Regions from separate parts of the Homo sapiens genome. Here region 1 is linked to region 2. A link is an interaction called in ENCODE POLR2A ChIA-PET data of the cell type or tissue named here. Cell type or tissue: Caco-2. All regions are shown on one strand. Links, peaks and the distances in the headings refer to the core of each region. The heading gives the core; the rest is flanking DNA.

Region 1 (2,823 bases), core at 71-2,570, 88 kb after region 2:
TTGAGAATAAATTGCAAACACAATGCCCTGTACCCATAAATACTTCAGTGTATATCTTCCTCTAAATGAGAAAAATAACTGTCACAATTGCAGTACAATGATCAAAATCAGAAAATTAGCATTGCTACAATATCATTATTTAATACAGACTTTACTCATATTTTTCAATTAAGCAAATTATGTCTTTTATAGCAAAAGAGGTGTAAATATACATATAGATGTTGATGTTTCTGGTCCAAGATCTAATCCAGTGTTACATACTGCATTCCATTTTCCTATCTCTTTAAGTGTCTATTTCTCCTAGAACAGTTCCTCTGTCTTTACCTTTCATGATCTTGACATTCTGGAAGAGAATAGATCAGATATTTTGTAGAATTCCTCTCAATTTGGATCTGCCTGATGTTTCCTCGTGATTAAATTTAGGTTATGCATGTTTGGCAGAAGTGATGGGTCCTTCTCAGCACATACTATCAGGAAGCAGGTCTTTCACACATTTTTAAGCCTTCTTCATAATGTTGCTTCTGCTCATGTATTGCCTTCCTCTCTCACCCTCTGCCCATCGCTGCTCCCAGGCTCTTAGACACAGCCCCAGAGAATCCATTCCAACCTCATTGTCACCTAGTTAATCCACACTGTTCCCCCAGATCTCAGCACAGAGGTTACTTGCCAAGAGATGGTTCCTCAAACCCTAGTCCTCATTTGGGGCCCTTCCTGAGTATCCAGCACCCAGCCATCATAGCAGTTATTAGGCTGCATTGTAACTACCTCTTTGCTTGTTTGTAACCTCTTCTGGACAATAAGCATTTTAAGGTACAGACTGTGTAATGTTCACTATCATTGCCAGCACATAGCCCAGTGCCTGGCATATAGTAAGTAGGTGCTAAATAAATATTTGCTGAATGAAGTACCACTTCTGTGAAGACTCTTTGACCTTGCAAGCTTCCTCCTGCATGTTCCCAGAGCCCAGCATAACTCCATTATCTCTCTCATGGTATTGCTAAATTGTTTGTCTATACTCCGTCTTTGCAGTGAGCTTGAAAATTCCTGGAACCACATCTGAGTTCTTGCATTTGATTCCACTGCACCTTAACAGGCTGAGGAGGGAAGGAAGGAAAGAGAGAAGGGAGAGAGGGAGGGATTGGGCCTTTGTTTTAAAACTTTGTTCCTTCTGAGTTTGCCTTGAGCATGTGCAGACTGTTCTGGAGTGTCTCTCCCAGCTACTCCTCCCCCTCATACCCCACTTCCTGTTTACTCTGCCTCCCAGAATCGCAGTGGGGAGGGGAGGGGGATGGGAGCCAGTCCAGTTCCTTTAGCCTCCTTCCCAATTCCTGCAGGGCCTAGTTCAGGAATGATTGCTTTGAGTTTGAGTTTATGGTCTTTACAAGTCTTTATGAGTGTTATCAACAAGAATGTAAAGCTTTTAGTGTGAGTTTTCATCAGTGCATATACTAACAAGCAGTGAAGTAAATGAAGGTAGAAAAAAGAGGAGAAAGAAAGGCCTGGAAAATCTACAGATTAAATAACCAGTCAGAACAATCCAGAAATTAGTTGCAGTGTCTTATAAAGCCTTAAAGAACAAATCAGGTGAAAGAAAAGAAGCTCTTTCCTCAAGGATTTCTTTTTTCTGCCTTCCCTGGCCCTCATATTTAATTGACAACTAGCAAACACCACTTCTCTTATTATGATCCTTATGTTCACTGAGACAATATCTAATATGCTTCCCTCCTTTGAAAAGGTTTTATGCTGCATTCCAGACTAACTCATCACCATTCAATGAGAGCCAGGAGTACTAGGTCCCAATGGTAAGGAATCAATGGTGAGGAGCCACTAATCAACAAAGGGGCTGCACAACTGCGTCTTTCAAACATTGCTGGTGAGAGGGTAAATGTTATAACAGCTGTGGAAAACTCCTTGGCAGTGTTAAATTAAGTTTAGCCTAAAGCTGCTTCCTGACACATTTTAAGTTCAGGCTAAAGATTTTACATAGTGAACTGTAACCTAACTGGATGTGTAAACTGACTGCAACCTACTCTCCTGCCAATCACCGAGTTTTGGCCAATCAGAGGTGGCCAACTGTTCAAACTGTGCTCAAATAAGGCAAACACCAAGCTGTAACCAATCCAGCTGTTTCTGTACCTCACTTCCATTTTCTGAACATCACTTTCCTTTTTCTGTCCACAAATCTTCAACCACTCGGCAGCGCACCAGTCTCTCTGAATGAACCCTTTCTGGTTCAGGGGCTGCCTGATTCACAAATCATTCTCTGCTCAATTAAACTCTGCTAAATTTAATTTGTGTAAGGTTTTTCATTTAAAGAAGTTTCTTATAAAGTTAAATACATACCTATCTTTTGAACTAGCAATCTCACTTCTATGCATTTATCAAAAACAAAAAAGAAAGGCTTGCACTAGAATATTATTTACAGCTTTGTGCATGATAGCTAAAAAAAAAAATGAAAACAACTTTAATGTCCATCAACAAAAGAATGAATAAACAAGTCATGGACGTTTATAAAATGGAAAACTACTCAGCAATAAAAAGGAATGAACTACTGACTTATGCGAGAACATGGGTAAATCTCAAAAATATTATGTTAAGTGAAAGAAGCAAGACATCAAAGAGAACACACTGTACGACTCTCTTAATATGAAGTTCAAGAACCGCCAAAACTAATTATATGAAGATAAAAATCAGAACAGTGGTTGTGTGGGAGATGGGGTGAGGAGGATGATTGATCAGAAAGGAACATGAGGGGGTTGGGTGCAGTTGAAATCCTAGTGCTTTGGGAGGCCAAGGCAGGTGGATCACCCTGACTGAGGTCAG
Region 2 (2,823 bases), core at 138-2,637:
AAGAAGACATTTTACTTCAACTTTTTCAGCTTAATTTTTACCCACCTAAAAACTGGGCTTTTATTTTCTTCCTGGATTCTTCATTTCTCCACCTCATTTGTTTCTACAGCCTGAGCTCATTTCAGGGCTTCACAGCTTTCCTTTTCCCTAAACCTCCAGGGGAGGTTAGGAATGAAATGGTGCTTCCCTCTGCATTTCCATCTGCCTGTTCCACAGGGCCTGTGGTGAGCTCTTCTTTCCCAGCCTAATGCTCATGCTACCTGCTTCCCTCCCTTGGCCTACCCACAGGCTGAAACCCTCCTTCCCGGCTAGGAAGACCAGTGCTGGCGAAATTAACATGAAGAAACAGATGCCTTAACTGTGGGGGTGTTTATAAATAAAGTTCAGAGGACAAATAGCTTGCTGGAGGCAAGGGAAATCATTTTTTAACACAAGTGGCTATGGCTATATTAGTGTCTTCTCAGAAGCAAGCCCACCCAGCATGGCCAGTGATGAAAACTGGAAAGCCTAAAGGATGCTGGACACACACATATCCTCCATAGGCAAGCAGAGCAAACGTATTTGGGACATTGCAAGGATTTCTCCATGTCTAAGCACACACAGGCTCTTCTAGTTCATGCCCTGACACATCAAATATAAGATGGAGGGAGCCAGGTGTGGTGGCTCACGCCTGTAATCTCAGCACCGTGGGAGGCCGAGGTGGGCAGATTACTTGAGGTCAGGAGTTCAAGACTAGCCTGGCCAACATGGTGAAACCCTGTCTCTACTAAAATTCCCAAAATTAGCCGGGCATGATCGTGGGTGCCTGTAATCACAGCTACTCGGGAGGCTGAGGTGGTAGAATTGCTTAAACCCTAGGGGCGCAGGTTGCAGTGAGCCAAGATTGTACCACTGCACTCCAGCCTGGGCGACAGAGTGAGACTCTATCTCAAAAAAAAAAAAAAAAAAAAAAAAAAAGGACGGAGGGGAACGGGGAACACCCTAGGCACTGCTTCCAGAATCCCAGACTGAGGACAAGCTTGTAATGGCAGCTGGAGGGCAGAAAGTTCCACAGCTATCATCACAGACTCTATTTACTTACCTTTGGAGAAGGTGACAGGAGTAGAAAAATTTGTATAAGTCAATGTTATCTTAGAGTAGGGGTTTTAACCTAGGCTGCACTGAGGGATTTGAGACTAGAATTCAGAGGTCTGTGAACTCAGATGAGGAAAGATTGGTATTTTTATTCCAACTTCTAACTAACATTTAACATTTTCTTTGTTTATGAATAAAGCAAACAGACAACAGTTTTACTAGTAAGACTTGTGTCTTCGTCACCAATAAATGTCACAGATTCATTTGTATCACATTACAGTTGTTCAGAATACCTTGGTATTAACACATCATTTACGCTCATCTCTGCTTCAAAATTATGGCTGTTATTAGATCTGTCACCAGATCTTGTTGAATATATCAATAAAACACATAGATTACTGTATCACAAATGTGCTTACTAATATTTTGATAACTATATTTCAATACAATTGGCTCCCTTTTAGCTCTATTTATTTTTTATGTATTTGAAAAACACTCTTTCAAAAAGGAATTCACTGCCTTCACCAGACTTCCAAGGGGGTCCACAGCACAAAAAGTTTTTTGAAGCACTCCTGTCTTTGAGCATCTATGTCAAGATTTCATAATGAATAAATATGGACAGCTCATTTAATATAATTACCACAATTCCACAAGCAAATTTATTATCAAGCCCATTTTATGAATGAGGCAACCAAGGCTTGAAGCAGAATCTGCCTGATTTCAAAGGCTGTGGTTTTCTCTCTCTCCCTCTCTCTCTCCCCCTCTCTTACACACACATACATACACACATGCACACACACACACACACAAATACAAATATATTTTTATGACTCCCAAACATCCAGTCAAAAATTCAATTAGCACAGATACTACTGCCCATCAAATGAAATTAACTAGTGATCTGTCTCTACAATGCCACAAGAACTGGTTGAAACAATGAAAAAATCAATCTAACAGATGTTTTTTCTAATTGCATTTATAATCTGATGGCCCTCTCCCCCCTCTCCAAAGTGGCTGAGTACACCAAGAGTGTCTGCTATGGGACAGGAGTTAAATGAGCCCATCCCTTAGTTATATGAGGATGCAGATACACTGCTTACTCTGCTAGGGCTCTGACATCCAAGTCTAGGCCTCCACACCCCCTCCCCTTTCCACCACGGACACCTATCTTGTTCTGCCCCACCTAATGTCTTTAGGATTAAATTATTCATGAAGAAAAGGGAAAAGAAGGGAAAGGAAGAGCTTAATCGCATTTTGCCCTGGGTGCTGGGGAGAATGATAGAAAAAGATGTAATTCTTTACACTTATGGAATTAACATTAAATATTTGAGAACCAATAAGAAACAAATAATTCCTCAAATAATGGATTGATTCATGACAATGCCAGTGCATACCACAAAAAAAGGAATTCAGGGTATTATATAACAAAGGTCCCTCACCTAGTCTGGGGTATAAGAAACGATTTCTCTGAGGAAATAGTGTTTGCAAACTCATCTGTTATAATATTTATGGTTTTAATATCCTGCTGGAGTGTAAGCATCCTTTCATTATAATACGAAATACAAGTCAGTCCTCACCTCTGTAGTCTCCTCTCAAGTAGAAGAGCGATTTTCCCACTGTTTCTAGTTGAGATTCTACTGCTGGGAAGCAGGAGCAAAGGTGTCTGTCACACGTGGTTAGTGCAAGCCCCAAACAGCTTGAGATGCCCCTGGCCTGCGTCACCACAGCTGAACCGAGTAGGTTTGAAAA

The links. ChIA-PET counts read pairs that join two places held together with the same protein. Peaks named below come from ENCODE experiments on the same cell type or tissue, not always from the same donor. Only the 100,000 strongest peaks of a DNase experiment are listed, where the experiment ranks them.
Region 1: POLR2A ChIA-PET joins it to region 2 with 5 read pairs; 8 of 35 experiments call an interaction of 5 or more read pairs at or near these places.

Annotation. Positions count from the first base shown.
Region 1 is chrX:38,815,625-38,818,447 of GRCh38, reverse strand. No RefSeq gene overlaps it. Among named protein-coding and RNA genes, the nearest start is that of MID1IP1-AS1, 13 kb to the right of the region's middle. In Caco-2, for the core only: no CTCF peak of the experiment used is centred there; a DNase peak (open chromatin) is centred at 1,267.
Region 2 is chrX:38,903,292-38,906,114 of GRCh38, reverse strand. All of the region lies in intron 1 of LOC124905177 (a long non-coding RNA gene), which reads right to left. Among named protein-coding and RNA genes, the nearest start is that of MID1IP1-AS1, 100 kb to the right of the region's middle. In Caco-2, for the core only: no CTCF peak of the experiment used is centred there; no DNase peak of the experiment used is centred there.